Linked DNA regions of Homo sapiens: region 1 is linked to region 2. Evidence: read pairs that join two places in POLR2A ChIA-PET (ENCODE). Cell type or tissue: PC-9. All regions are shown on one strand. Each heading gives the region's core, and the rest is flanking DNA. Links, peaks and the distances in the headings are about the cores only.

Region 1 (16,060 bases), core at 7,968-11,967, 51 kb before region 2:
CGTTCTACTCTGGATGTTTCATAGAAATGGGATCACGTGCTATGTGTCCTTCTGTGCCTGGTTTCCTTCACTCAGCGTCAGGTTTCAGGGTTTGTCTGTGTTGTAGCGTGTGCCAGTCCTTTGTATGGCTGGATTATTTTCCTTTGGGTGGATGGCCACATTTTGCTTGTCTACTGAATAGTGGATCTTAAAGCTTTCCGAGTCATGGGCTCCTTTAAGAAAGTCTGATGAGGCCAGGCGTGGTGGCTCACGCCTGTAATCCCAACATTTTGGGAGGCCGAGGTGGGCGGATCACCTGAGGTCAAGAGTTTGAGACCAGCCTGACTAACGTGGTGAAACCCCGTCTCTACTAAAAATACAAACATTAGCAGGGCGTGGTGGCGCATGCCTGTAATCCCAGCTACTTGGGAGGCTGAGGCAGGAGAATCCCTTGAACCTGGGAGGCGGAGGTTGCAGTGAGCTGAGATCGCGTCACCGCACTCCAGCCTGGGCAACAAGAGCGAAACTCTGTCTCAAAAAAAAAAAAAGAAAGAAAGAAAAAAAGAAAGTCTGATGAGCCCTTAGGTCTTAGGTCTTTCTCTCAGAAGAGCCTTTGAGAGCAGTTGGCCTGTGCTTAGCCGTGTCCGAGACCCATGGTCCAGAATCCTCCTCATATCTTGAAAGCCTGCTTCTCCATTTACCAGTCTTAGGGCCTTGAGAACAGGTCTCTGAGGAGAGAACTAGAGAGGACAATTGTGAGAGTAGAGGGGACAAATGGCCTTCACCCCTGCTCTGTGAAGTGACCCAAAGGGGCCTGGACTGTGTTGTCACTTGGTTTCCCTAGCAGGATTAGGTCTGGTGTAATACAGTAACAAAATGCAAAATAGCAGTGGCCCAAGCGCCTCAGAATTCACTGTCTCGTGGCAGAGACGCCTAGAGGCTGGCGCCCAGGGCAGGCAGGACCCAGGTGCCTCCCATTCTTGTGCTTGGCTGTCCTTGGTGACAGCTCCAGGCAGTGGCTCTTGAGGAAAGAGGGGTGGGAAAAGGGGAACCCTCCTGCCCAAATCAGGCTCTTTAAGGAGGCTTCTGGAAGTCTCCACTACTTCCAGTGGTGTAGCCATGACCAGCTGTCCATGTCTCAGCCTGTTTGCCTCCCAAATAAAACAGGGGCCTTGGCTGGGCACGGTGGCTCATGCCTGTAATCCCAGCACTTTGGGAGGTTGAGACAGGTAGATCATTTGAGGTCAGGAGTTCGAGACCAGCCTGGCCCACATGGTGAAACCCTGTCTCTACTAAAAATACAAAAATTAGCCAGGCCATAATGGTGTGCACCTGTAATCTCAGCTACTTGGGAGGCTGAGGCAGGAGAATCTCTTGAGCCTGGGAGGCAGAGGTTGCGGTGAGCCGAGATCATGCCACTGCACTCCAGTCTGGGCGAGAGAGTGAGACCCTGTCTCCAAGAAAAGAAAAAAAAAAAAAACAGGGCCTCTTACTGAGGAAGGAGAATGGGCCTCAGGCAGGGGTGAGCACCTGTCCTTGGCTCCTCCTCCCGCCTGGGCCCGGGCTATGCAGATCCACTGTCCTGGGAGGGCACAGGTGAGGCAGGAAGGCAGCATCCAGGTTTCAGGGCTGCTGGCCTCACCTGTGTGCAGAGATGGATGACAGGTTTAGTGCTGGCCACATCTGCCACCTTCACGAGTACCAGCTGTTCTGAGTGTTGTGTTTTCTCCTCCAGGGGACATTTCCTCTGCCTATTGGGGTAAATTTCTAACGCCCCACTTTGGTTTAACTTTTTATTTTGAAAATCGCAGACACAGCACCGTGTTCTATACACTCTGCCCAGTGTCCCCTGTGGTTGACAGCTTGCATGACAAAGGTACAGGGAGGAGATCCAAGAAACCACGTGAGCCTGGTGTGGCTCTCACACCCAAGCCAGGCAGCGCCTCCTGTTCCCCTCTCTAAAGCCGCCTTCTCTTCTGTTTCTCAGTGTTCTCTCGAGGCCTGAAGAAGTCATCCCAGGAACTGTATGGCCTGATCTGCTATGGCGAGCTGCGCAAGAAGATTGGGGGCTGTGAGTACGCTGACTGTGGGGTTGCCCACGGCTCCTCCTGTCCTTTGTCACCTTTGGGCTTTAGTGCTCAGAGTTGTTTCTAGTTTCCCTCTAACTTTTATCTTGAAAAAATTTTACTAGAAGAGGTGAAGAATATGATGGCGGCCGTGCTCTTTAGCTTAGATGGACCTGTTGCTGACGTTGGCTACATTTGCTCTCTTTCTCCATGCACATGCACACATGCTCGCGTGCACACATGTGTTCACACACTCTGCATTCCACTCGACTGTAAGATGTCACGCCACAGCCCAGAATACCTCCACCGGCATCACCTCAGAGAACATTTCTCCTATATAGCCTTGATACCATGGTCGCACCTAGACTTTTAGCATTTACCAAACAGGTGTAGTGATCTTACCTAATTTCCTGCCCATATTCAGATTTTCTAAAACATCCCAAAATATCAGTCAGGGCTTCTGTCAAGGGCCGTTGCCCTGCATGTGACTGTGGAGTCTCCCTTGGGTGTCTTTGACTTAGAGCGGCCGCACTGCCTGGGCTTCTGAGACATTGCAACGCGCTCAGGCCTTCCTCACGCAGGCCCTTGCTTGGATTTGTTCCGATCGTCTCCTCGGGACCAGATTCCCTTGAGACATTTTTGACACGACCTCTAGGTAGGGACATTGTAGACTTACCAGGCGCTTGTGCCCAGCGCCCCTCAGCCCTGCTTCTTCTGCCTGACTTCATAAGAAGAGAGCATGCCTGGGCTGTCCAGTGGGCACTGTAGGGGATCCCCCCCTCTTCAGTGGGATACTGCACGACCACGCCAGCTAGCATGTCACAGCTCAGGGCGGGTGGTGGGGCTGAGAGGACAGATACGGAGCAGTCGCCCTGTCTGTGCCAGGCCTGCACCACACTCTGTCCCCTTGCTGCCCCTCCATGCCTTGCTGTGTCCTGCGGGGTGGCTGCTGCAATCTAGTGTGGCATTTGTGTGTGGGAGGCCCTGCCCTCCTGCACTTCCCCACTGGGTCTGTCCCCTGTGGGCCCAGCCACTCCTCTTACCTCCTCCAGCCTGCCTCTCCAGCCCGCACTCATGTCCGTGGGCCTCGTGTCCCAGCTCTTCATGCCTGTTCCTGCCGCCTCTCATCTGCCCTCTCTCAGCCTTGGGAAGCATCCCAGGCCCCAAGGAGTTTACGCCACAGCTCTCCCAGCTCTCATCTTCCCCAGATAAAGGAAAACCCCATCTTGACCATGTGTTCCCACTCCTTGTTGCCTGGTCCTTTTGCACCACTGCTTGTTCTGGTTTCCTCCCTAGAAGCTTCTGAGAGGTGGAGGGTGTCCAGGTTCTTGGCATTTCGAACAAAGAATTGTACAAAATGCACAAACAAAGCAAGGGAAGAATGAAGCAACAAAAGCAGAGATTTATTGAAAACCAAAGTACACTCCACAGGGTGGGAGTGGGCCCGGACGTAGGGGCTCAAGAGCCCTTTTACAGAAGTTTCCCCCTCTAGAGGGGGAAACCTCTAGAGGTTTCCCATTGGCTGCTTGGTGTACACCCTATGTAAATGAAGTAGTGGCCAGCAATCAGAGACTGAAGTGAGGTTACAAAGGTTACACTCTATGCAAGCATCTGATTGGTTGTGGAAAACAACCAATCAGAAGCTAAACTGGTTACAAAGTTACACTTCTTTGCAAAGGAAGACTTGGCCCCAGTCTTGGGGAAGACTTTTTAGACTTTTTCAAACCTAGCAGAAGCAACCAGTCAGGCTGAAGTGAAGTTCCAAAGTTGTACTCCTATGTAAATGTCCGATTGCTTTCTGCTTTCTGCAACCAATCAGAGATACTTTCAATTTCCCATCTGCCATGAAGAAAGAAGGGGAGGGGGCGTTGCAAAGGGAATAGCGTGTCTGGTCCGTTTGTTACTTAGGTGTGGAAAGTTGGGGTTTTCCTTTTGATTTAGTTCTAGGAAGTCAGCGTGAATTGGCCTTAGGTTCCCTACCTCTAGACCCTATTCTCCTGCCTCATGAGGATGCTCAAGTTTGATGAAAATAAATGACTTGATTGCTGAGTGAGGGGCACACTGCTCCCAGGCTTCCAACCCTTCATCCGGGAGCAGGAGAGGTGGGGCACGGTGACCCTGTGGCATGCCATGCCTGGCCGGTTTCCGCAACCGGTTCCTTTCTTGGTGCCTCGCCTGGCGACAAGAGCCCTTTCCGGTGCTTTTCATTCCTTCCTGAAGTTCCGTTTCCATCTGGCTTTGTTTCCTTTCTTTCTGAAAAACCTCCTGTATTTTTTTCCGTGCAGTTGTGCCGGCTGTGAATTCTTAGTTATTATTAATCTGAAAATTCTTTATTTCATCTTCATTCTTAAAAGATGTATTTGCCGGATAGAGAATTCTGATCTGACGGGTTCATTCTTTCATCACATTGACACCGTTGTCTGCTGCCTCTTGGCCTGTGCTGCTCTGATGAGAGGGGTCAGTGGTCATCTATGCCCTCATTCCTCCGTGCGAGGTGCATTGTCTGTCTGTGGCTGCTTTGACAATTTTGTCTTTGGTTTTGGTTTTCAGCCTGGTCGTTCGTTTGTGGAGTTTTTTTCCCTAAAACATGCAGAAGAATTCAAAGAATTTTACAGTGAACAGCCAAGTACCCAGCACCTAGTCTCTCCCGTTAACGTACTGTAGCTGCTTTCTTGCACATCTTGAAGATAGTGAAGAGTCCCGAGCAGGTCACAGGAAATGGGGCGTCTGCTCCAGGAAACTCAGAGGGTGTCGGAGTCTTCATTCTGTGGACCCTGGGTGCCTTGGGGGTTCCACACTGTGGGCCGGAAGGTCAACACCGGACACTGTCAGTACGAGCCCAGCAGGAAGTGTGCGTGGGCAGGTGTGGTGCCTGCAGGAAGCAGCTGTTGAGCCAGGCAGATAGGGATGAGTGGAAGGCCGGCGCTGGGGGACCTAGGAGGGAGCTCTTGGGAGGACAGATCAACTGGTCAGAGGCTGGGTAGTGGGCCTGCCTGAGGAGGGGGCCAGGCAGGGGCGTGCCAGGCTTTCAGGTGAGCGGGGGCGACCAGGGCAGCTGACTCGAAGGTGTGACTTTGAGGGAGGGGCTGCAGCTACTGTAGGGCTTTTATTCCAGAGGAACTTTAATATTCGGTAATGGGATTTGAGTCTATATTGAGCGGAATTGTATGGGAATCTTCAGTGGCTTTGCTCCTAACTACATTGTGGTCTCATTTATTTATTTTTTCCATTTAAAGGTATGGATGACAAGAATGCAACAAAGCTGAATGAACTCATTCAGGTTGGGTAAGTCCCAGTTTCCATGTGAAACATCACTTCTCTGGGTGTTTTGTGTTTATTCTCTAAAATACAGAAGCTGAAATGCTCTCAGTGAGGACCTTCCGAGTTAAAACTTCATAACCTCTCAGTTACGTGTTCAGTCCCAACAAAAGGTGCTTGGTCCAGGGAGCAGTGACTGCGCCCAGAGCCTGTGCCTGCCCCGGGGAGGGAAGGAAGTGCCGTCTTTGGCCTCCTCCTTCCCGAGGGTCTCTGGCTGGGCGTTGTGGTCTCGACGCAGCACTCAGGGCCCTGCTTTTTGTGCTCCTTTTCCTCCACCTTTGTGCCTGCTGTGGGGCTGGTCCCCGGCTTCTAGGGCCTCTCCTTTCCATTGCATTTTTGTCGTGTCCTGGGCCACTTCTGACAGCTTCCCTGCCTTCTTGTGCCCTGGATGCTTCTGTCTCCAACTGGCCGCTCTCCTCCCCTCACACACCTGACTCCCAGAGGGCACATGCTCTCCTGGCCACACAAACAACCGGGCCCCTGATGGTCCAGTTGACATCTGCCCAGTTGCTGCTGTTGGGCTGCACTTCAGGGCAGGGCCCCGCCACCCTACTCCACAGCCTGGGGGTTCCCTGCTTTACAGCTTGGGGAAGGTCCCCACGCCACAGCCTGGGGGGGTTCCCCACTCCGCAGCCTGGGGGTCTCCACTCCGCAGCCTGGGGGGTCCCCACTCTGGAGCCTGGGGGGGGGTCCCCGTTCCACAGCCTGGGGGTTCCCAGTGCACAGCCTGGTGGGGTTCTGTGCATGTACATTTCTCACCTGGTGTGGGTCCTCATGGGTAGCCATCCCATCTTACATCCATCCCGCCCACTGACCACACCAGAGCTATCCCGGCAGCCTGGCTGACTGCTCTCAGTTCACTGAACCACAGATATTGGGTCTGCACAACCAGCCCCGATCCTTGTGGGTATGCCACCCGCACCCAAGAGCCCTGCCCTTGCAGCCACTCCTGAACAGTCCTTACCCATCTCTCTTCCGTCCATAGCACTTCACCCTTGGACCTCTGGTTGCTTTTCCCCTTGGCCCTTCTCCCCCAGGCTTGTGTCTGATGACCTGGGAACCCTCCCTGCCCCAGTGGGAGCAGTGCCTGCTGGGCCAGCACAGGCCTTCCCTCCAGTCCCAGCACAGCAGGTGTTGGGCATGATTCCCAGGCTGTGTGTGAGCTGCCACCAGCCTGCAGCCAACGACTGTAACTGGGTGACCACAGCCACCAGAAAGTGCAGCCAGCTTGCCCCAACACTGGACAGACTTCCCAGAGTGGGTCTGGGGTACAGCCAGGGGCCGCCAGCCATAGGGAGGGTGTTCACCGCCTTGCCCAGGCGCCCCTCCCAGCTTCAGAGCCCTGCTTCCTTCCCACTCTTGCTCCTGCTCTACCTCCATCAGGCAGTATCTGGCTTATCCTGAGCAGCACTGGGCACATTGGAGGAACCGTCTTGAGAAGGCCCAAGATCCAAGGCTTGGTTGGTTTCTGATGTCAGCTGACCAGTAGGCAAGGGGCTGTCCCATGAGGGAAAACACTGCCGCAGGATCCATACTTGGGGCAAATCTTACTTCACCTTTTATTTCATTTCCTCCATGATTGATGGAATGAAGCCAGAGTTCCAGACTCTTTGCTGTATGCTTGAGGACGGTGCACAGAGTGGCCTGTCCGATGAGCGTTCCTTTTGCCAAAACACAGATGTGCTGCCCAGCGGGGGCGTGGTGGGCACCTGCAGCGCCATCCGCGGGAGAACTTATGTAAGAAATAGATTCCTTCTGACCACACGGGCACAGGGAGTTCCCAGGGACTGGAGACACTTGACAAACAAATGCAGGTAGTAGCTTTGTGGAGGTCTTGGGCCTTTAAAAAAAACCAAGGAAGGAGAAGGAAAGAAATGGTTACAAAGAGTATTCTAGGGACAACTCGGGGGGCTTTGATTATGGGCTGCGTGATAGAGTGTAGTCTCCCGAGTGATGACAGGGTTGTGGCTTGCAGGACTAGAGGTGCTGGCTAAAGTGTGCAGAGGGAAAGTGCCTTCTGGTATAAAGAACCCTCAGGTTGCCCAGGCGTAGTGGCTCACGCCTGAAATCCCAGCACTTTGGGAGGCCAAGGAGGGTGGATCACAAGGTCAAGAGTTCGAAACCAGCATGACCAACATGATGAAACCCCGTCTCTGCTAAAAATACAAAAATTAGCTGGGTGTGGTGGTGCATGCCTGTAATCCCAGCTACTTGGGAGGCTGAGGCAGGAGAATCGCTTGAACCCGAGAGGCGGAGGTTGCAGTGAACCAAGATCCCTCCACTGTGCTCCAGCCTGGGTGACAGAGGAAGACTTTGTCTAGGGGAAAGAAAAAAAAAAAAAACCCTCAGGTGGTTCTGCCGAGGGAAGGGCAAGAAGCAGGCATGGGCCTGGGCCATGTCTGTACTCAGTAGCATGTGTGCTAGCGCCCCTCCAGCCTCATCCTCCCGGGCAGCAGGTGCGTGGACAGCGGAATCGAAATGTGTCATGAGCTTATGCAGCACGCTTGGTGCCATTTACAGTCATGCCATCTGCCACTCTGAGAACCAAATGAAGAGGGAGCCTGGCATGGGTCCCCAGCTCCTCCAGGCCGCGTGTTGGGCATGTTGGCCAGAAGGCGGCATGGCTGAATGTCGGCTGTCATCCTCTGCTGTGCTCCTGCAGTGGAGGGGCTCTGAGATGACTGACTGTGGGCCTAGGCGGTGGGCCTGTCAGCAGGATGGCAAGATTGATTGTCCTTTTTCTTAAGGAAGCTAGTGTTGAGGTAGCTCACCTGGCTACCAGCTTGTCTGGAAAAGACTGGGCAGGTGGCAAAAGAAAAGGTGAGCTCAGGTGTGGGCGCTGATGGGGAATTTGCCCGTGTAGCCAAGGATTTTGGCAAATGGCAGGTGAAGGCAGTGCTGACTCCTGGACCGAGTGCTGGGTGAGGCCGCAGCGAGAGTGGGAGCCTGCGCTAAGGGACTTGGCCGTTCTCACCTGACTCTCTGGGCCCCAGCCTCACCTGTCGTATTGTCATCCTCCAGAGAGGTGTGAGACACGGAGAAAAGGTTTGGAACAGCATGGTACCAGCAAGGAAAGATTTCTGTCTGCACCCATGGAGAGATCTGAGGCAGAACGGCTGCTGAATAGTGTGTTCATTGGTTCTGGAAATGTCTGGGTGCCTGTGTGTGCCTGGCACAGGAATGGGTGCTCGTTATGCAGTGGTGACAGCTGTGGTGTGGCAGCTGATGCATGTCCATTGAACAGGTCACCTTAGCATGTGGTGTAGACATGTACAGTAACTGGGGATGAAAGTTACTGTGAAACTGACGTGGCAGGTGGGTGCAGACATGGCAACTGGCAGGAAGGGAACCTGCCTGGGGCGTTTAGGGAAGCGATCAGGGGCCACACAAAGAGTTGGGGAATCACCTGGCCCAGGGAAAGGAAGGTGGGAAGGAGGAACTGGGTCATGGAAGCCTCAGGAGGGGAGGGGAGAGGAAGAGTGCAGAGCTGAGGCTGGAGGGCTGGGCCAGGCCCAGCTCTGAGCACAGGAGGGTTTGCAGCAGGAGAGCCCCTCGTTCTGGGTAAAACTGTGCCTCTCGTTCCCTGTGGAGAAGAGATGGGGACGCTGTTGGAGGTGGTGTGGTGTGGTGTGTACATTCTTTTTCTTTCTTTCCTTTTTTAAATAGAGGCGGGGTTTCGCCATGTTGCCCAGGCTGATCTCAAACTCCTGGGCTCAAGTGATCCTCCCGTCTTGGCCTCCCAAAGCACTGATATTACAGGCATGATCCTTCACACCTGACCCATTTTTTGCTTTAATATTTTTACTTTTGTTCTTTTTTTTTTGCTTTTTGTCATAGTTATAGAAGTTTGTTTTAAAACATTTTAGTTTTTAGAGCAGTTTTAAGTTGACAGAAAAACTGTGTACAGAGCTACGCCCCTCCCCTGCCCCACACGATTTCCCCCATTATTAACACTTCGTTGGTTTATTTTCTTTTGTTTTGTTTGAGATGGAGTCTTGCTCTGTTGCCCAGGCTGGAGTGCACTGGCGCGATCTTGGCTCACTGCAACCTCTGTCTCCCAGGTTTAAGCGATTCTCGTGCCTCAGCTTCCCGACTAGCTGGGATTACAGGCGCCCACCACCACGCCCGGCTAATTTTTTATATTTTTAGTACAGACGGAGTTTCACCATGTTGGCCAGGCTGGTCTTGAACTCTCGACCTCAGGTTATCCTCCCACCTTGGCCTCCCAAAGTGCTGGGATTACAGGTATAATTAACACTTTGCATTCGCGTGGTCCTTTTATCACAACTCATGAGGTTTCCTTGACCCTTCTTCATCACTCAGAGTCCATAGTTTACTTACAGGCCCACTCAGCGTTGTGCCTTCTGTGGTTTTGGACAGATGGGTAATGACATGTGCCCACCCTTCTGGCATCACACGGGGGCAGTTCACTGCCCTGAACACCCTGTGCTCTGCCTGTCACTTCGTAGTGCCCCCAGAAGCCACTGGTCTCACTCTCTCTAGCTTCACCCCAGCAGCCTCTAGTCTCCCGCTCTCTCTAGCTGCACCTTTCCCGGAGTGTCGTCGTCACATTGGAATCATCCTGGGCTTAGTTTTGTAGATTGGCCTCTTCACTTACAGTTCTAGAAGTTTTCACAAATTTGTAGAGTTGTGTAGCTGCCACCACTGTCAAGATATGGAACGCTGCCAGCAACCCCCAAGTCCCCTTCTGTCCCTCCCCCACACCTTGCCCCAAGCACCCTTTGCGCCACTCTCCGTTCCCTGTAATTTTGCCTTTTCCAGAAAGCCATCTAAAGGGAATCGTGGTGTGCAGCCTTCTGAGATGGGCGTCCCCACTCAGCAGTATGCCCTCGAGGCTCTTCCGTGTTGACTTGTGGATCTGCAGCTTATACTTTCACCTGCTGAGTCATGTTCCACAGTGTTGACATGCTGCACTGTGTTATCCCTTCCAAGTGGAGGGACCCAGGGCTATTTGCAGTGTTTTAGTGTTGATGAAGAAGTGCCCAGGCTTTGCCTCCAGGTTTTTGTGTGAGCGTGGTTTTCGGTCCCCAGGAGGAGGAGGAGGTGGGAGTGTGTGTTTGGCTTTACATGGAGCTGCCAGACTCTTCCAAGAGAGTTGCAGTTGCTTCCCACACTCCCCAGCACTCAGCGTGTTCGGGGTGTTTGTCTTTCTAAAGTCACCCTAGTAGGTGTGGAGTGGCATCATGCTGTGGTTTTGATGCGTTTCCCTGATGACTCATGACACCGAGTGTCTTTCTCGTGCTTATTTGCTGTGTGTCTTTGGTGAAGTACCTGTTTTCTTCTTCTTGAGTTTAGAGAATTCTTTGTATATTGTAGACACAAGTCTTCTGTTGGATACTCCATCTGCAAATACTTTCTCCTAGACTGTGGCCTGTCTTTTTGTTCACTTACTGTCCTGCACAGAGTGAAAGTCCTTCGCTTTGATGAAGTCAAGTCTGTCACTGTTTTCTTCTATGGTTTATGCTTTTAATATGACATCTAAGAACTCTTTGCCTAACCCAAGGTCACAGAGATGTGCCCCTGTGTTTTCTTCTAGAAGTTTTCTAGTTTTACATTTAAATCCATGATCTGCTTTGAATTAACTTTTGTGTACCATGTGAAGTTTAGGAGGAGCTTTGCTTTTTGTCTGTGGGTGTCAAGCTGTGCCATCTGAAAGGACTGTCTCTCCTCCATTGAGTGGCCTTTGCATCCTTGTCAAACATCAGTTGACTGTACCGTGTGGTTCCATTCTGGACCTTCTGTTCTGTCAACTTTTGTGACCGTTCTTTGACCAGCAGACATTCGTATTTACAAACAAACAGGAAACCTGTCAAGGTGAGAGATTGGGAAAATGACTGAGGTGCCTGTGGGAGGCTACCCCTGGATTTCAGCCCAAAAGCGATTGGGGTATTTGACTTGCTGTCGCCTCTACCTCTCATGCAGACCTGTTTCAATTAACTGTGAATCTTCTTTGGTTTTAGAATTGTAAAATTAAATTAAAGACTAAATGAATTGAGTAAAGCTCTAAACTAAAGTGAAAGCTTACTACGTGGTTCGCAGACCCAGAGGCCTAAGTTTATCACGTGCTTATTAGATTTATCAAGTGGTTTTGCAGAGAAGAGAATAAATGTATCCGAAACGAAAGCCAGGCTCCCATGTACATAGAGGGATTACTCTGTTTTCGATTCAGAAATGCTGTTCTGTTCTGCAATGATATTTCTATTCTGAAATGCTATTCACCTAGGCGTGGTGGCTCACGTTTGTAATCCCAGCACTTTGGGAGGCCGAGGCGGGTGGATCACTTGAGGCCAGGAGTTCGAGACCAGCCTGGCCAACATGGTGAAATCCCGTCTGTATTAAAAATACAAAATTAGCCGGGTGTATGTTGGTGTATGCCTGTAGTCCCACCTACTCGGGAGGCTGGGGCATGAGAATCGCCTAAGGCCCTGGATTGGGAGGCAGAGGTTTTAGTGAGCTGAGATGGCACCACTGCACTCCAGCCTGGGCGACAGAGTGAGACTCTGCCTTAAAAAAAAAAAAAAAAAAAAAAAAAGCTACTCATGGAGGGGTGTAAATAGAGCCTCTGTTTGAGGGCTCACTTAGAGGTCAGCTTGTGATTCTTCTCTTATAGCCCTGTGCCGGGCCTATCTGGGAAGTCTTAGCCTGTCTTACAGCTTCCAGGCTGGTGCGAGGATGGGGAGGTATGGACCCACGTCCCGGAACTGTGACCAGGCCTAAGCGTCACCCTGGCTTTCGCACTTGAACATGGCTTTTCATCGTGTTCAGTGTCGCAGCCTCAAGTCGGTCGCAGAACTTCCATTTGAGAGAAAAAGACGGAGGACTGTAACCTCAGAATGGTTCCATATGAATGCAGAAGGGTGCACTTAGTTTGATTGAAGGAAAAAAAAAAAGGAAGTCACAAAATAGCAGTTTAACGGAAAATGTGATTATTGAAAACACAGGTGCCACATGACACAGCTCCGCCAGCTGTTTAAATCTTGCCTACTACTGTTGTTTTGGGGCAGATGGAATAAAAAATGGTGAGTGGAAACGTCCATTTGTTTCCAGAGCACTTCATTGGAGGAGATTATTTTAGAATTGACTTGAGCCGGGTACAGTGGCTCACGCCTGTAATCCCAGCACTTTGGGAGGCCGCGGCTGGCGAATCATTTGAGGTTAGGAGTTCCAGCCTGGCCAACATGGAGAAACCCCGTCTCTACTAAAAATACAAAAAATTAGCCAGGGGTGGTGGTGGGCGCCTGTAGTCCCAGCTACTTGGGAGGCTGCGGCAGGAGGATCACTTGAGCCCAGGAGGTGGAGCTTGCAGTGAGCCGAGATTGCACCGCTGCACTCCAGGCTGGGCAACACAATGAGACTCTGTCTCAAAAAAAAAAAAAAAGAATTGACTCCATGCTTAATGACTGCTTTTGACCAATGTTTCCCCTGGTTCCTTCTGCTGCCGCCCTACTCTGACATCATTAATGTTCATAAAACTGCTGTGGCACTTAGATCTGTGTATTTCAGCTGGGTTAAGGTGGTTTAAGAATTTTGTCTCAGGCCGGGCGCGGTGGCTCACGCCTGTAATCCCAACACTTTGGGAGGCCGAGGCGGGCGGATCACGAGGTCAGGAGATCGAGACCATCCTGGCTAACGTGGTGAAACCCTGTCTCCACTAAAAATACAAAAAAATTAGCTGGGCGTGGTGGCAGGCGCCTGTAGTCCCAGCTACTTGGGATGCTGAGGTAGGAGAATGGTGTGAACCCGGCAGGCGGAGCTTGCAGTGAGCTGAGATCATGCCACTGCAGTCCAGCCTGGGCAATAGAGCAAGACTCCATCTAAAAAAAAAAAAAAGAAGTTTGTCTCAGTACAACATGTTGTTCTCTGGGGACTCATCCTCTCTAAATTATCCCTCAAGACAGAAAATCTGTACAGACAGAAAGGGGGTGAGGGCATGGAAGTTTTTTTTCTACCGTCTTGACTCTTTGGTCAGGCTTTCCAAGGCTCAGCTCTGTCCTTTGGTATCCTGTGTTTGATTCCCAGCACTGAAGGCACTCAGTCAGTAGTTGGGTGGGTGGACAGACGGACACGTGAGTGGATGGATGGATGGACACATGAGTGGGTGGGTAGAGGCATGGTCAATGGATAGATAGAAGAGTAGCTGCCATGCATGAGGGATTGTTGAGCTTTCCATAGCTACTGAAACCCAGCTGCTGCTCCTGCCTTTCTGCCAATTGGGACCTCACTGTTTGGCCTTATTTATTTCTATTTTTATTTTTTTATTTTTTTTGAGACGGAGTCTCACTCTGTTGCTCAGGCTGGAGTGAAGTGGTGCCATCTCAGCTCACTGCAAGCTCCGCCTCCTGGGTTCACACCATTCTCCTGCCTCAGCCTCCCGAGTAGCTGGGCCTACAGGCACCCACCACCACGCCTGGCTAATTTTTTATATTTTTAGTAGAGACGGGGTTTCACCGTGTTAACCAGGATGGTCTCGAGCTCCTGACCTCGTGATCTGCCTGCCTCGGCCTCCCAAAGAGCTGAGCCTACAACAGTAGGCATGAGCCACTATTTTTTTTTTTTTTTTTTTTTTTTTGAGATGGAGTTTCACTCTTGTTGCCCAGGCTGGAGTGCAGTGGCGCAATCTCAGCTCACTACAACCTCTGCCTCCTGGGTTCGAGTGATTCTCCTGTCTCAGTCTCCCGAGTAGCTGGGAGTACAGGTGCATGCCACCATGCCCGGCTAATTTTTGTATTTTTTGTAGAGACAGGGTTTCGTCATATTGGTCAGGCTGGTCTCGAACTCCTGACCTCAGCTGATCTGCCCACCTTGGCCTCCCAAAGTGCTGGGATGACAGGCGTGAGCCACCGTGCCCGGCTTGTTTGGCCCTAAACACTTGATTAAAGCCTTAGGTTTTTGGGGTGATGGTAAAATCTTTGTGGGGTATTGAGACTGCATAATGCTGAAATTAGAGCTAGGACCCTTTTAAAAGGATGGGGATTGCAGCTTTGTTTACTGGGATGTGGAGATTGTGGTGTCACCCTTTTTGCCTGTCTGAGGTTGCCAGAACTGGCTGTCTCCATTAGACGCCCTCAGCAGAGGCTGCTTTTCAGCCAAACTGCGGGAGTCATCTGGAGAGTCCCTCCCACGCAGCACTCGCTTCAGACTCTTGTTCACATTTTGATCTCTAATTTTGGTCAGCATTGTATTGGAATAAGATTTTTTAAAAACTATACAAGTAATGCATAAATATAAGTCTTAAGCAATTTTCAAACAATACACAGATAAAATATAAGACCCTCTTCACCACCCCATCCTGCTCATCTCATCGAAGCTAACCACTTACAGTCATTTCATGTGTGTCTTTCTGAATTTTTTTCTTAGTGAATTTACATAAGTAAGTGTACAGGTACAAATATAGATACATATAGAGATGAAGATGTAATTTTTTACGCATCCTTAGAATCACGCTCTGTTCTGTAGCTTTTTTCATAGACTGTTTCTTAGAAATTGAATAGCAACAGCAAATATAGAAGCAGCAACTCTCCTACCTGACGTGTGCAACTGGGAGTTGGTGAATTCCTAAAATTGGTTAAGGCAGAAAGCCGTAAAAACAAGATACACATGCCCTGAGCATTTTGTAAAACACAAGCCCATTGTCGTTCACCAGCCAGTGGGCCGCTGCCCAGAGCCATGTCTTGACTGGGGTCCACTCCTTGGAATTCAAGTTGGTTTTTCTCTCAGATCAGAAACTCCTCACAGGGAGGTCACATAGAGGTGGACTGAGAAGTCACAGAGGTAGACTGAGCTCACACAGAGGTCATGGAGAGGTGGATTGAGGTCACACAGAGGTCACGGAGAAGTGGACTGAGAGGTCACAGAGAGGAGGACTCAGAGGCCACAGGTCATGGAAAGGTAGATTGAGGTCACAGAGGTCACGAAAAGGTGGACTGAGGTCACGGAGAGGTGGACTGAGGTCACACAGGTCACAAAAAGGTGGACTCAGAGGTCACAGAGTTGGACAGGTTACACAGAGGTCACACGGTGGACTGAGATCACGGAGAGCTGGACTGAGGTCACACACAGGTTATGGAGAGGTCGACTGAGAGGTCACACAGAGGTCATCTAGGGGTGGATTTAGGTCACGCACAGGTCACGGAAAGGTGGACTGAGAGGTCACGGAGAGGTGGACTGAGGTCACAGAGGTCACCTAGAGGTGAATTGTCACACAGAGGTCATGTTGAGGTGGACTGAGGTCACACACAGGTCATCTAGAGGTGGATTGAGGTCACACACAGGTCATCTAGAGGTGGACTGAGGTCACACAGGTCATTTAGAGGTGGATTGAGGTCACACAGTTCACGGAGAGGTGGGCTGAGGTCACACAGAGGTCATGGGGAGGTGGACTGAGAGGTCACCTAGAGGTGGATTGAAGTCACACAGAGGTAACCTAGAGGTGGACTGAGAGGTCACGGAGAGGTGGACTGAGGTCACACAGAGGTCACCTAGAGGTGGATTGAGGTCACACAGAGGTCATAGAGAGGTGGACTGAGGTCACACAGGTCACAGAGAGGTGGACTGAGAGGTCACACAGAGGTCACAGAAAGGTGGATTGAGGTCACACAGAGGTCACAGAAAGGTGGACTGAGGTCACACAGGTCATCTAGAGATGGATTGAGGTCACATGGAGGTCACGGGGAGGT
Region 2 (16,060 bases), core at 5,531-9,530:
GGAGTCACATTAAAAAAAAAAAAAGTCAGCCGTTATAGCACAGCCAGGAACATTGCAGTGGGGGCTGGGGGTTGCACACACAGTTTTATCCGCCCCGTGGTCCTGACGTGCTTGTTGACACAGCCCTGCAGCATTGCTGAGGGCTTACTCAGCAGGCCAGGACTATTCTAACCACGTCACCTGAGTTAACTTGTTTAGCCTCACCAGTGACCCTAGGTAGGTATGATTATTTATTACCTTTTTTTTGTTTTGTTGGTTTTTTGAGACAGGATCTTAGTCTGTCACCCAGGCTACAGTGCAGTGGCACCATCACAGCTCACCGCCTCCAACTTCTGAGCTCAGGCAGTCCTCTCACCTCAACCTTCTGAGGAGCGGGACCAGAGGCTAATTTTAAAATATTTTTGTAGAGACAAGGTCTCACTTGTTTCCCACGCTAGTATTGAACTCCTGGACTCAAGCAGTCCTCCCACCTTGGCCTCCCACCGTGCTAAGATTACAGGTGTGAGCCAGTGCACTTGGACTGTTTGTTACCTTTTTAAAGTTAAGAAGATGGATATGAAGGAAGGTTGACATAACTTGTCCAAGGTCTCACAGTTAGTGAGCAGCTGAGCAGAGACTCCCTGACCCAGGCAGTCTGGCCACAGGACACTCTCCCCACCGTGCTGTGCTGCTCTCCCTGGCCAGGGGTGTCAAGCTTGGGGACTGTGGGTCCCTGGGAGGTCCATGGCTGAGGTTCAGAAGGTTTATCACCCTGAAGTCATGTGAAAAATGTACACATTTCTCTGCAGGGCGAGTCCCGCATATCCCCAGGTGTTCTGTTACCACCTGCAAAAGGTAGACACGCCCGCCCGACCCCCCACTTGCTGTGCTCTGTTATAGTCCTCCTTGTCGCTGCACTCTGGGCCCCTAGAACTGGTGTCCCAGAAAGCCACCCTGCTTTAGGCCCCGCCGCAGCAGTGGGGCCCTCAAGCGGGTCTGAAGACGAGCAGGTGCACAGACCCCCAGCCGAGCCTCATCTCCACGCAAGCACACGTGGGCTCTTCATCCGGTTGCTTCTGTGGAGCAGTGTGGATTGTTAACACTAGGAATTAACTGTTGAATATGTGGTTTTTTCCTGTAACCAAATTGCTGTAACTGTACACTAACCTTGTGTGAGAAAAGTTTGTAGTCCTGCTAAAAGCTCCTCTGTCTCTGCCTATATAAATGAAACCCTAATGTCCCTACTTCAGAACACTGACTCCATTCCTTTGGAGTTGGTGTTTCCAGGTGGGCTATACTCAAGCATTACACATGAATAAACTCTCTTTAAGTTAAATAAATCAATTTACAAAATGTAATTTTTCGAGAACAGAAAATGCAAAAGATCAAAACTCTGTAAACAAAAAAAGGAGACCATGTTAAGCAGTGTGGAGCCCCTGCATTTCCCCAGTCCTGTTTCTTCACACGTGTAGGCATCCCCCACAGGTAACTGCTTTTCTTCAGATAAAAGCAAATAAGAACACTTCCCCTTTTACATGAAAACACTGCATGCTATATGGATTGTTTGCACCCTTGTGTTTTCACTGGATGATATGTATAGATACCTCTTTATCATTGCATAGAAAATAGAGTTGACATGTTTATTTCCATCCCAGACACTGTTGTAAGCATTTGACATATGAGCTACAGTAACTCACTGAGCTTTCTTCCAGTCCTGTGAGGGAGTTCTTTTATTATCCCCATTCTACAGATGAGGACTGTGGGACACAGAAAGGCCAAGTAACTTCCATAGGATCACACAGCAAGTTAGCAGAATGCATCTTCTTTCCTCTTAGATTATAAGTTCTTGGTGCACCAGGGCCATGATTTTAATGACACCAACCTCCATTTAGCATAGCACTTTGTCAAAAGTGGGTGCTTGGTGTCTGCTGAGTGAAGAGATGATCAGTTGGTCCCACAGGGTAGCCATCTTTCTGTGGAATGTTAGGCACGGGCATTTATGCTGAGCATCTAGCCTTTAGTCACCTGCTACTAGGAAGTTACCTCTTAGACGCACATTTTCATTATGGCTTATCAAGTCACTTATAGTTGGCAACAAAGATGTTACATGTGTCTAATTTGCTGACATATCTAGTCACTGGAAGTACCAGCCAGAATGAGGTCAGAAGAATGACTAATAAATATTTTCAGGATGGCAGGTTTCCCTTGAATAGGGCATGTTATTAAATTCAGAACTCTTATCTGTGTGACTTAAACATTTAGCTGTTTATTTTTAATCTACTGAAGAACTTTTCATGGGTTTTGTGAGCAGACACTTCAACAGGAAAGCATGAAATGTTCAGGGTTAAAGAAATTCTAGAGGGAAAATCTGCAGTTTGATGCCATCTCACCTCTAGAGGCCAGCCTAGATCAGCTCAGTTCTAGACATAAGGGCTGCAGGCAGGCCCCTGATCCAGCCATGGTTTTCAGGGGTTTCATGGATCTTCAGGGGTTTCAGTCTGAGCATCCTGCCCTGTTGGCCTGGAGCTCAGGGCTGGCACTCGGGGTTCCTATGAGAGGAGGTCTCCAAAGCACTGCGGGGGTGGGGTGGGGTGGGGTCCGGTGGACGTCTGGTTGCTCAGTGTTCTGTGATCGTTTCTGCAGGGGGTAAAGGAAGTGGTATCTTTGACGAATCAACCCCCGTGCAGACTCGACAGCACCTGAACCCACCTGGAGGGAAGACCAGCGACATTTTTGGGTCTCCGGTCACTGCCACTTCACGCTTGGCACACCCAAACAAACCCAAGGTATGGACTGCATTCAGACGTGACAGCGCAGCAGCGGGTATGCCAGGTGCTCTTTCCAAAAAGGCTCCAAGGCAGATGCGACATGTTTTTAGGGAGAATCATGGTGGGTGCCGTAGATTATCCTGGATGCAAGCATTAGTCATCGAGTTTGGAAGTTCCCCTGAGTCACCCAGGAAACAGTCCAGCCTTGTGCTGACTGAAGCCGTGGGGGAAGCTCTTCTGTGCTGGTGGCGGACGCCCACTGCAGACGGGCTGTGGCGGCTCCTCACTGCAGTGCTGCGGGGCGCGGAGAAGCGGTGGGGAGCGGAACGTGCCGCAGACGAGCTGGGCCCTTGTCCGTCTTCCACTCTTCCTGTTTCACCTTGCAGAGGAAAAGTGACAGTTCTTTTCTGATGGGCTTTTCCCCGCACAGTCAAGGTCCTCGGCTGGTTACCTGTGGAGATTGTCAGCACTTGACTGAAGCGTAGCTGACGCCTCTGACCCAGTAATGGCATCAGTAGGATAAGACAAGTGGCCTGGAAAGGAGAGGAATGCCTACACGATGCGACCTCGGGCATGGCCTTAGCAGGGATTGATCAGAGCTGCAGCCTCCCTGGGCTATGGTGGAGGGCTTGCCTAAGGCCAGTCTCGGCTTTCGTGAGGACCAGAGCCTGCACTACCCTAGCTTGGACATTTGTTTGAATGGTGGCAGAACATTTCTAGGGTTTACTGCAGCCACCGTTCATCAGTAAGAAAGACCAGGATTTATTACTAACATAATTAGCGATATTTTTTCATCTATTCACTTTTCTACCTTTTTTGTGGTTAAAAGATATGGTCTGGTTCCTTAAAGTGGAAAATTCTTAACCATTTCTGGAGTTACTTAACGCCTAGAAAACTGCTGCATGTTTATTGGTTTATATGCTGGAAGATGGCCCATTGCAGAATTAAAATGGAAATGTAGACAGAAAGGAGAGGACATGAGTGGATGAGGGCATTGATCGCGGCCAGCCTGGTTTGGATTGCCCTACATCTCTCTTGTGCTGGCATCTCTGCAGCGACATCTCTTTCCAGTGTATAGAGTCTTATATAGGACCTGTTAGACTCTGCTGAGGTTTGGTCGTGTTTTTTCGTTTTATTTTGTTTTTTCTTTGAAATAGAGTCTCATTCTGTTGCCCAGGCTGGAGTGCAGTGGCACGATCTCAACTCACTGCAGCCACTATCTCCTGGGTTCAAGCAATTCTGCCTCAGCGTCCCGAGTAGCCAGTGTTACATGCATGCACCACCACGTCCGGCTAATTTTTGTATTTTTAGAAGAGACAGGGTTTCACCATGTTGGCCAGGCTGGTCTTGAACTCCTGTCCTCCAGTGATCCACCCGCTTCAGCCTCCCAAAGTGCTGGGATTACAAATGTGAGCCACTGTGCCCTGCCATGCTGTCTGAGTTATTTTCAAGAGAGCATCTATTTGGGAAGTATCTTTGGGGGCTTTACTACAAGGTGAACTTTGGCAAGACCAGAAATGTCCCAAAAGTCAGCAATTCCTCTACTACGTAAAGCACTCGAATTAGCCGGACACGAGAGCAAGGTGCTTCCTGCTGAGACTCACACTTTCCAGTGAACGTAGATCAGGTAGAGGACTGTAGGACATCAGTACAACTGGGCATAGAACAAGTGGAAACAGAGTAGAGCTTTCTTTGATTTTCTAATAAAGTTCTTTTGGTCCAGGACCATTGGACATCGCTAGCATCACCAGAGAAATGACTAATTCCAGGTCAGGGTCAGGGAATATACAAAATAAGCGTAGAATATCTCGTAATGCCAGAAAATGAGGAAGCCCTTACAGGCTGCTAGGGTGGTGTCAGAGGACTTGGGGAACAAGGTGAAGAGCAGCCATGGGGCCAGAGATGGGACCATTTGATTATCAAAAAGTGAAATAATTGCAGTGGATTTAAATTCACCAACTGTTCAGAATTCCCGGCTTCCTATTGATACTAAAAGTAATGTAATTTACGACCTTGGGAGAATGCTGGAGGACCGGCTCGTCACTGCGAAAGCGGGCAGATGACAGAAGGGGGCATTTAGCCAGCATTTCCTGCATGAAGTGTGTGTTAGGATAGCAGCTGTTGAAAGAAAGTTCCCTTTTATAAAAGTTTCTGGGATGTAAGTGAAGAAGGAATAAAGGAATTAGAATATCACTGTTTTATAAACTTGTACTGAAATCGTGGATCTGAGAAAATGTTCATCAGTGGCCGTTAACATCACAAAATGAGAGAGAACCAACACTTATGGGCCTGGGAATGGAAATCCACCATGGGCCCCCATTGACGCTGTTTCGTCAAAAAAATCAAGCTCAAATCAGACCAAGCCACATATTAATTAACACCACAGAGCTGCGCTCAGAACAATGGCTTACATAGGAAACAACATGACGAGAATAGAGGGAGGTCCTGAGGATTAAAGAGAGACAAGAATGTAGCCCTATAAGAGTCCTAATGGTGTTTTATTCTGTAATGGGAAAAAAGTCCTATAATTCATATGGAATTTCATGGTACCCCAAGTATCCAAAAATAATAATAATTGAAAAAGATGTTGGAGCTCTTACTTCCTGCTCTCAAATCTTACTGCAAAGCAACGGTAATCCAAACAGCATGGCACTGGCATGAAGACAGACACACTGACCAGTGGAGTCAAGTTGAGAACTGAGAAATAAAGCCTTCCAAAGGGCTTTTTTTTTTTTCACAAGGGTGCCAAGATCATCCAGTGGGGAAAGAACAGTCTCTTTAGCAAATGGCATTGGTACAATTGCATATGCACATGCAGAAGGATAAAAGCTTACTCTTTCTTACACCATACACAAGAATGAACTCAAAATGGATCGAAGACCTAAAGTTAAGGGCAAAAACTATAAAATTCTTAGAAGAAAATATAGGGACAAATCTTCATGACCCTGGATTTGGCAATGGAGGTTTAGATATGACACCAAAAACAGAGGCAACAAAATTAAAAATAAATTGGGCCGTGCATGGTGTCTCACACTTGTAATCCCAGTACTTTGGAAGGCCAAGGTGGGAGAATCACTTGAGCCCAGGAGTTCCAGACCAGCCTGGACAACATAGAGAGACCTCAACTCTAAAAAAACTTTTTTTTAACTAGCTGGGGGCTGGGTACAGTGGCTCATGCCTGTAATCCCAGCACCTTGGGAGGCCGAGGCAGGCGGATCACCTGAGGCCGGGAGTTCGAGACCAGCCTGACCAACATGGAGAAACCCCGTCTCTACTAAAAGTATAAAATTAGCCGGGCCTGGTGGCACATGCTTGTAATCTCAGCTACTCGGGAGGCTGAGGCAGGAGAATCGCTTGAACCCAGGAGGTGGAGGTTGCAGTGAGCTGAGATCGTGCTATTGCACTCCAGCCTGGGCAACAAGAGCGAAACTCCGTCCCAAAAAAAAAAAAAAAAATCAGTTGCGTATGGTTGCGTGCACCTGTGGTCCTAGTTACCTGGGAGGCTGAGGTGGGAAGATTGCTTGAGCCCAGTTGTTCAAGGCTGCAGAGAGCAGTGATTTTGCCATTTGCACTCCAGCCTGGGTGACAGAATGAGATCCTGTCTCAAAAAAATTATAAAAAGCCTAGGCATAGTGGCTCATGCCTATAACCCCAGCACTTTGGGAGGCTGAAGCAGGCAGATTGCTTGAGCCTAGGATTTTGAGACCAGCCTGGGCAGCATGACAAAACCCCTTCTCCACAAAAATACAAAAAATTACCCGGGCATGGTGGTGCACACCTGTGGTCCCAGCTGTTCAGGAGGCTGAGTTGGGAGGATCACTTGAGCCCAGGAGGCAGAGGTTGCAGTGAGCTAAGATCATGCAACTGCACTCCAGCATGGGCAACAAGCAAGACTGTCTGAAAAAATAAGTAAATAAATAGGTCTTCATTAAAGTTATAAACTTCTGTGCATCAAAGGACACTATAAAGAATGAAAACAGGCCAGGCACAGTGGCTAACACCTGTAATCCCATCACTTTGGGAGGCCGAGGTGGGCAGATCACCTGAGGTCAAGAGTTCGAGACCAGCCTAGCCAACATGGTGAAACCCCATGTCTACTAAAAATACGAAAACTAGCCGGGCATGATGGTGGATGCCTGTAATCCCAGGTACTCGGAAGACTGAGGCAGAAGAATCAACTGAACCTGGGAGGCTGAGGTTGCAATGAGTTGAGACTGCGCCATTGCACTCCAACCTGAGTGACAGAATGAGACTCTGTCTCAAAAAAACAAAAAACAAACAAAAAAGCCTGGGCACAGTGGCTCACACCTGTAATCCCAGCAATTTGGGAGGCTGAGGCAGGCGGATCACGAGGTCAGATCAAGACCATCCTGGCTAACATGGTGAAACCCCGTCTCTACTAAAAATACAAAAAAAGTAGCTGGGCGCCTGTACTCCCAGCTACTCTGGAGGCTGAGGCAAGAGAATTGCTTGAACCCAGAAGGCAAAGGGCGCAGTGAGCCGAGATTGCGCCACTGCACTCCAGCCTGGGCAACAGAGTGAGACTCCGTGTCAAAAAAAAAAAAAAGTGAAAAGATAACTCGCAGAATGGGAGGAAATATTTGCAAATCATTTCTGATAAGGAGTTACTATCCAGAATACATAAAGAATGCCTACAACTCAACAACGAAATAACAAACCCAATTCAAAAATGGTAGTGGACTTGAATATACATTTCTCCAAAGAAGAGATACAAGCAGCCAAAAACCACCCGAAAAGATGGTCAGTGTTATTAATAACTGGGGACATGCACATCAGAAACCCGTGAGATGCCAGTGCATGCCTGTTCGGATGGTGTGATGTAAAAATGGAAAATACGAGTTGGTGAGGATGCAGAGAAACTGGAGCCCTCGTGCATTGCTAGTGGGATTGGAAGATGGTGCAGTGGCTGTGGATACTGCCAGTTCCTCAGAGTTAAACAGGATTACCATATGACCGAATAATTCCACTCTTAAGTACGTACTCACAAGATTTGAAAACAAGGAGTCAAACACTAGATCCTTGCACCAGGATTATTCACAGTAGCCCAAGGGCGGGAATGACTCATTTGTCCATCAACAGATGAATGGGTAAACAACATGTGGTCTGTCCATACAATGGAATATTACTCAGCCATAGAAAGGAATGGAGCATTGACACACGCTACAGCATGGATGAAATTATTATGGATGAAATATTACAGCATGGATGAAATATTATGCCAGTATTTAAAAATTTGACTTTGAGGCTGGGCACAGTGGCTCACGCCTATAATCCCAGCACTTTGGGAGGCTGAGGCACGCAGATCACTTGAGTCCAGGAGTTTGAGATGAGCTGGGCAACGTGGCAAAACCCTGTCTCTACAAAAAATAGAAAAATTAGCCAGGTGTGGTGGCTCACGCCTGTAGTCCCCACTACTCGGGAGGCTGAGATGTGAGGATCGCTTCAGCCCAGGAGGCAGAGGCTGCAGTGAGCCAAGATCATGCCACCGCACTCTAGCCTGAATGACTGAACAAGACTCTTGTCTCCAAAAAAAAAAAAAAAATTGACTTTGATATTTAAGGAATCATTAATATTCGCAGTTTTGAGGGTGCTACTGTTATTTTTTAAAGGATGTTTTAAGAGCTACATCTTGAAATATGTATGGATAAATGAAATATCAGGTTTGTTTCAGAATAGTCTGTAGAGGATTGGGGGGGTCCTGAGGTCAGATATACAAGCATTTTTGTAAATTAAAAGGTTATATGGTCCTGATTTTCATTGTCCATTTGAATGAGGGTAAAATTTTCTGAGTGAGTCCTGATTTGGTGGTTTGCCTTGTTGCAGGATCATGTTTTCTTATGTGAAGGAGAAGAACCAAAATCGGATCTTAAAGGTGAGCTTTTGTTTTCTTTCCCTTCTCCTGAGTGGCCTCATTATTTCTGGAAGAGTTGCTAGTCTCTCCTCTGGGAATGAAAAGGAGTCTTTCTTTGCACCTTCTGGGCCACCTGATTAAAACGAGCTCAGGTGTATCCACTGCAAGAGGATTCAGCATTTGAAGAAGGCTAGGGTGAAACCCTGGGACTTGGTTGTCTTGCTCATCAGCCTAGGCCCAGGGCCATGGGGTCGTCTCCTAGAAGCTCATCTGTGTAGTGATGGGCAGGGATCCCAAACCTTCAGTGAACTCATGACCAAGCATAGAGCTGGCAGAACTAATCGAGAAGAGAGGGGCACAAGAGAGGGATGGAGGATGGGGAGGCGGGTGTCTCCATGGTGAGTCACCCCGGGGGAGTGAGCCACTGCTCAGGTTGAGCGGCAGACTTCGACTCTCCCCACGGCTCTTTAGCCTGACCATGGGCATCGGTTTCTGCCTTTGGGTCTCCATTTCCCTTAACTAATGACCAAGATTTGTGGGATTTCATTCACCTTTGAAAAGCCCAGGGTAACAGCAACAGAGCCTGCCTTTGCCTTGCTAAGCCCTCACCTAGGATGCATTCCCTCGCCGCCTCATGGTCACTCTCAGGGGCTTGCTTTCTATACTTGAGATGGAAGAAATGGGAGTGGTGTCTAACAAGCAATATAAAGAAACAATTCACTTAGGAAGAAATCAAGGAGTATTTACAGTAGCAAGCCCCAACTTTATGCCCATTTCAAAACTGCATCTGCTAATTACAGTGAGTTGTTTTGGTACCAGATGAAAAGCCTGTCTATATTGTCTTCTCTTTCCCAGTTACAGCATGAATTTCTTGCAGGTTGCTCTATGACACACTTTTTATTTCCACAGCCTGCCTGTCAGGGTCATGGGTTGCCTCTAATGGGATGTTGTTCTAACTTTGTGTCCCACAGCTGCAAGGAGCATCCCGGCTGGAGCAGAGCCAGGTGAGAAAGGCAGCGCCAGAAAAGCAGGCCCCGCCAAGGAGCAGGAGCCCATGCCCACAGTCGACAGCCATGAGCCCCGGCTGGGGCCGCGGCCTCGCTCTCACAACAAGGTCCTGAACCCACCGGGAGGCAAATCCAGCATCTCCTTCTACTAAGAGAAGCCACTGCTCCACCCGGAGCCAGACCAGAAACTCAAGAGATAGGGTAGCCATGTTTTCATTTCCTTTTGCCCAAATGAGCGGGGTGGGAAGAGGGTTAGTCTTATGTGAGCCTGGCTGCTCAGCGTCTCCTGGCCGTCATGACAGCTGCTTGGAGACCCGTGCCTTCCAGATGGCTGGGAGATGCCTCTGTGGGGATGAAATGGGGCACCCCTGGCCATCACTCATGTGTAGTCCAGGTTTGAGAGGAACTGGAAGGGGGGTGAGGGTGGGGAGGTGGGGCAGGGCATGGTCCTTGGATCAACAGCCCGCCAGCTGATTGGATGTCTAGGAATGACTGAAAGAAACCAAAACAGCCTGTCCACTGCTGCTGTGGGATGGAGGAGGCGTAAGCAGAAACACTAACAGTATATTGACCTCTTAGCAGAACCGCTTCCATTCTGGAGATCACGGCTGCTAAATCCAGCATCCCCACTTCATTTTACCCCCAGCATATTGTTCTGTAGTCTTTTCTTGAAACATCTTGATTGCTTTTCCTCGGCAGCTTTCAAAAAACCAAATAATAATAGTTATCCGTCTTCTACTTCATGGAAGATTGTTTTGGTGCCCTGACCCTCTGAAGTGCCCAGTTCCTGCCATCTGAAACCTCGGCCTGATCTGATCTCATGTTGGAATCTGCCTGTCTTTCACACAGGGCTGGTCTTGGTCCTTTACATGCCAGTTTTGCTTGTGAATTCTTGCTTTTTTCCTCTCATCAGCCTTAAGTTTAGGCGTTTGTTGTTCTCCAGTGATGTAGACAGTTCCCTTCACAAGTCACAGTTCTTCCCATAAATGAGGCCCGCTGACCTCTGCGGGACTTTAAAAATCTATTCAGATATTTCCGAGTAAGTGGCTTGTTTAAATTCTTCCTGTGTCTTTCTTTATTCCTTAATTGGTTGGTGGAAAGAAGAGATGCTTGGGAACCTTGGGTTCTTAGGTTTGGATTCTTTAATAATATCTAAAAAGCTAAATTTTAAATACCAGCTTTACATAAATGATTGTTGACTCTGGTCTGTTTCTGACACCTTTCCAGAAAAAAGTCAATTGTTCAGGTACACCAAAGAGGAAGAAGAGCTGTGGAGGCCACCCTCTACAAAGCTTTATAGAACTTCTGGATCTAACTCACAAACAAGCTTCCAGAAGAGACTAGAGACCTTAGGCCAGGAGATGAAGGAGTTCAGTAGCAAAGTCACACCTGTCCAATTCCCTGAGCTTTGCTCACTCAGCTAATGGGATGGCAAAGGTGGTGGTGCTTTCATCTTCAGGCAGAAGCCTCTGCCCATCCCCCTCAAGGGCTGCAGGCCCAGTTCTCATGCTGCCCTTGGGTGGGCATCTGTTAACAGAGGAGAACGTCTGGGTGGCGGCAGCAGCTTTGCTCTGAGTGCCTACAAAGCTAATGCTTGGTGCTAGAAACATCATCATTATTAAACTTCAGAAAAGCAGCAGCCATGTTCAGTCAGGCTCATGCTGCCTCACTGCTTAAGTGCCTGCAGGAGCCGCCTGCCAAGCTCCCCTTCCTACACCTGGCACACTGGGGTCTGCACAAGGCTTTGTCAACCAAAGACAGCTTCCCCCTTTTGATTGCCTGTAGACTTTGGAGCCAAGAAACACTCTGTGTGACTCTACACACACTTCAGGTGGTTTGTGCTTCAAAGTCATTGATGCAACTTGAAAGGAAACAGTTTAATGGTGGAAATGAACTACCATTTATAACTTCTGTTTTTTTATTGAGAAAATGATTCACGAATTCCAAATCAGATTGCCAGGAAGAAATAGGACGTGACGGTACTGGGCCCTGTGATTCTCCCAGCCCTTGCAGTCCGCTAGGTGAGAGGAAAAGCTCTTTACTTCCGCCCCTGGCAGGGACTTCTGGGTTATGGGAGAAACCAGAGATGGGAATGAGGAAAATATGAACTACAGCAGAAGCCCCTGGGCAGCTGTGATGGAGCCCCTGACATTACTCTTCTTGCATCTGTCCTGCCTTCTTTCCCTCTGCGAGGCAGTGGGGTGGGATTCAGAGTGCTTAGTCTGCTCACTGGGAGAAGAAGAGTTCCTGCGCATGCAAGCCCTGCTGTGTGGCTGTCGTTTACATTTGGGAGGTGTCCTGTATGTCTGTACGTTGGGGACTGCCTGTATTTGGAAGATTTAAAAACCTAGCATCCTGTTCTCACCCTCTAAGCTGCATTGAGAAATGACTCGTCTCTGTATTTGTATTAAGCCTTAACACTTTTCTTAAGTGCATTCGGTGCCAACATTTTTTAGAGCTGTACCAAAACAAAAAGCCTGTACTCACATCACAATGTCATTTTGATAGGAGCGTTTTGTTATTTTTACAAGGCAGAATGGGGTGTAACAGTTGAATTAAACTTAGCAATCACGTGCTCAGAGCTTTTGCCTGTCAGTTGTGTGTGTCCCTTATAGTCCCTTCCCCCACAGCTCTTGCTGAAAGAGTTTGCCTTGTTTTGTTTTGTTGTTTTGTATTTAGCCAGAGGATGCCAAAATTAGTCTTCTCAAAGCTTTGAGTAGAGTAAGTGTGGGAATAAGCCAGTTTTTTTTTTTCTGTTTCTGTAACTTAAATGAACGGGTTTTTTTCCCTTGTATGCCACTTGTCCTAACATGTCCTTAAGGTGTTTAACCTGCCTCTGACCTGGCTTGCAATGCATAGGTGAGGAGAAGCAGAGAGCTTGTCATATGCAAGTCCTGTCAAGAAAACAGGTGGGCATGGTGGCTCAGGTCTGTAGTCTTTGGGTCTTTGGGAGGCCAGGGTGGGAGGATCACTTGAGCTCAGGAGTTTGAGACCAGCCTAGACAACATACTACGACCCTGTCTATACAAAAAAAAACTTCTCTAAATTAGCCGGATGTGGTGGTGCATGCCTGTAGTCCCAGCTACTCGGGAGGCTGAGTGAGGCAGGAGGATCACTTGAGACCAGGAGGTTGTGGCTGTAGTGAGTGATGATCATGCCACTGCACTTCAGCCTGGACCACAGAGCAAGACCCTGTGTAAAAAAATAAAATAAAAAACAGATTGGATGTCTTTCTTCTGATGTATTAGCTATTTTCATATGTTTTCTAACATACTTAATATCCTTACAGGCATTATGTGGATTCAGGGTAAACTTCTCAGACTGTGAGCCTGAGAGTTCCTCTCTAGGAGGCTCCACACCATTCTGCCTGCTAGATCGGGGCCAGATGAGATGAAAGTCAACGCTTGAGAAAGAAAACCAACATGCATTAACTGAAACACCGTCTTCACTTGTTCATCCACAGGGTATAGAGCGAGTTCCAAGAACCAGGCTAGGAAATGACACGCTAAGTTTCCTATTTCTAGCAGCTGCCAAGGCCACCAGCAAGCATGGGAACCTCTGGGAGTCACAGCTCCTCCGTCTCCAGAGGCCTGGCAGTGGCCAAGTCTAGAAGGACGCGGGTGCCACCTGGTACAGGGTGAGGGTGTGAATAACAGACCCCGAAGGGTTGCCACCTCGAGCCCCGTGCCTTGTCCAGGAATACACAGGCTCTTTTGATGTCAGGTAACTTTGCCATATGATCTTTGTGGTGTACCTGGTAGGTCACACCCTGTGAGTGTGTAGATGCCTCCTCCCGTGCTGGCTGCTTAATTTCTTCTGCACTCATAATCCTGACCATCTTGAAGATCATCACTGAAATACTCCTGTGTAATGTGTGGCTACAAAGTGCTATCTAAAGATGCTCTCTCAAACTCAGCTCATGAAGATGAGAGGAACATCACAGGGAACTGTGTGGCTTCTTAGCAGGCATCAGGGCAGATACTTAGAAATTAAAGTTGAATTTTAGAAACTTACATTTTATATTTTAATGCCCATCTTACATTTTAAGGTATTTTAGTGAGAAAAAGTTGCATCCCAAATAGTATTTCTGAATCTGAAAGGAAGTCAACTCCTCTGTTACTAGAAGTTCGTTCTTCTTTTTTTTTAGACAGAGCCATTCTGTCACCCAGGCTGGAGTGCAGTGGCACAATCTGCTCACTGCAGCCTCAACCTCCCAGGCTCAAGTGATCCTCCCACCTCAGCCTCCCAAGTAGCTGGGACTGCAGGCATGCACCACCACGCCTGGCTGATTTTTTTTTTTTTTTGGTAGAGTCTGGGTTTCACTATGTTGCCCGGGCTGGTCTCAAGCTTCTGGATTCAAGCGATCCTCCCTCCTTGGCCTCCCAAAGTGCTGGGATTACTGGTGTAAGCCACTATGCCCAGCTGTAAGCAGTTCTAATTCAGCACCAACTTTCAGGAGAAGACCAGTTGTATGATTCCATAAGTGTCAAGAATTATCCAGCACCTTGTTAAAATTTCATTTTAACCAACTTAAAGTAACAAATCTGTGCAATCATGGTAGTGATAATTAATCAATTGAGTTGATGGCCAAGTCTGTTGGCCTCTCCCTGTGGTAGCATTGTTCCTACTGTAGTGTGCTACCTCAGGAATTCAAAGGGCTCAAGTTTCTCAAAGGTATAAAGCAGAAGCTTTAAACATCCCCCAAAATGCAAGCTTGCTCTAACTTGTTCACCAGGAAGAATTATAGATTACATCTGTTTGCCCAGCCTTATCATTTTCACTTTATGGAACCTCACAACTCTCCGTAACCTTTATCGCACGTTATTTGCTGGAGATGGCGCCATGCTCCTTTCATGGATTAGCTGACATTCCTAATAGGCTGGATATTTTAGGCTGTTTTGCAGGCTTAGAAACAGAGATTTGGGGCCAGGCACGGTGGCTCATGCCTGTAATCCCAACACTGGGAGGCTGAGGTGGGTGGATCACCTGAGGTCAGGAGTTTGAGACCGGCCTGACCAGTATGGTGAAACCCCCATCTCTACTAAAAATTACAAAAATTAGCCAGGCGTGGTAGCACATGCCTGTAGTCCCAGCTACTCGGGAGGCTGAGGCAGGAGAATGGCTTGAACACGGGGGGCGGAAGTAACAGTGAGCTGAGATGGTGCCACTGCACTCCAGCCTGGGCCACAGACTGAGACTCCATCTCAGGAAAAAAAAAAAAAGAAAAGAAAAGAAATGGAGATTTGGCAAAATTAAGTCACTTGGGATCCCAGGAAATTGGAATCTGAGGCTGAATGAAACCTCTTAGTGGGATGGTTGAACATGTATACGGCAAATTATGTTGCAAGTGGAAAATGTGAAAAACACAATAGAGCCTGGCATGGTGGCTCACACCTGTCATCTAAGCACTTTGGGAGGCCAAGGGGGAGGATCGCTTGAGGCCAGGAGTTCAAGACCAGCCAGAGTAACAGTGAGACCTCTGTCTCTACAAAAATGTTTTTAAAATTGGCCAAGCAGTGGTGGCTTACACCTGTAGACCCAACTACTTAGGAGGCTGAGGTGGGATCACTTGAGCCTAAGAGTTCAAGTGAGCCCTGATCATGCCAGTGCCTCCAGCCTGAGCAACAGGGTGAGACCCTGCCTCTAAAAACTGAACAACAAAAAAAATCAGTAGGGTGTCAGCTACGGGAGTTACTGTTTCGGTGCAATCAGATTAGGATGAGAGGATCTGAACTGATGAGCATTGCAGTAGGTGAAAGACGGTAAGTGGCCATTTCTATTAGCATTAAATAGTCACTGATGTGGTTTCATCAGGATTCACAATACATGTGTGGCTCCCAAATTGAGTTTCAAAGTCTTGGGTTCATGGTGTCCCCTGCCCAGCAAAATAAAGTGCAAATCTTACGGAGCAACACATTTTAAGTTCAGGCCTCAAGTACTTCCAGAGACAAAAGTCCTGGGGACACTGGCTCAGAATGGGGGAAAGGGGACCCTGGGCCAAGAGTCAACCAGGATGACATGCAGAATCAGACCTGCAAGGGCTGCAGATACTGTAGTTATGAGGCACACCCAACGCTTAAAGATAAATATGTGGTTGGAAGTATAAGAGCCTATTAAAACTGCTAGAATATAAGAAATCAAATAGGACAAAAACAGAATCATTGGCAGGGTGCAGTGGCTCACGCCTGTAATCCCAGCACTTTGGGACGCCGAGGGAGGCGGGTGGATCACTTGAGGTCAGCAGTTCAAGACCAGCCTGGCCAACATGGTGAAACCCCGTCTCTACTAAAAATACAAAAAAATGAGCCGGGCGTTAATAGCGCGTGTCTGTAGTCCCAGCTACTCAGGAGGCTGAGGCAGGAGAATCGCTTGGACCCAGGAGGCGAAGGTTGCAGTGAGCCGAGATCGCGCCATCACACTCCAGCCTGGGCGAC

The links. ChIA-PET counts read pairs that join two places held together with the same protein. Peaks named below come from ENCODE experiments on the same cell type or tissue, not always from the same donor. Only the 100,000 strongest peaks of a DNase experiment are listed, where the experiment ranks them.
Region 1: POLR2A ChIA-PET joins it to region 2 with 5 read pairs; 5 of 35 experiments call an interaction of 5 or more read pairs at or near these places.

The regions. Positions count from the first base shown.
Region 1 is chr16:1,635,858-1,651,917 of GRCh38, forward strand. CRAMP1 (cramped chromatin regulator 1) reads left to right here. Exons shown (of 21, transcript NM_020825.4): 5 at 1,967-2,050; 6 at 5,282-5,330. Among named protein-coding and RNA genes, the nearest start is that of CRAMP1, 32 kb to the left of the region's middle. RefSeq lists silencers at 10,191-10,410, 15,432-15,606. In PC-9, for the core only: no CTCF peak of the experiment used is centred there; a DNase peak (open chromatin) is centred at 10,267; H3K27ac peaks cover 1,523 bases.
Region 2 is chr16:1,689,221-1,705,280 of GRCh38, forward strand. JPT2 (Jupiter microtubule associated homolog 2) reads left to right here. Exons shown (of 5, transcript NM_144570.3): 3 at 2,623-2,765; 4 at 8,592-8,640; 5 at 9,591-12,866. The coding sequence ends at 9,778. Among named protein-coding and RNA genes, the nearest start is that of MAPK8IP3, 8.9 kb to the right of the region's middle. RefSeq lists enhancers at 602-1,298, 2,868-3,162 and a silencer at 15,528-15,822. In PC-9, for the core only: no CTCF peak of the experiment used is centred there; a DNase peak (open chromatin) is centred at 7,821.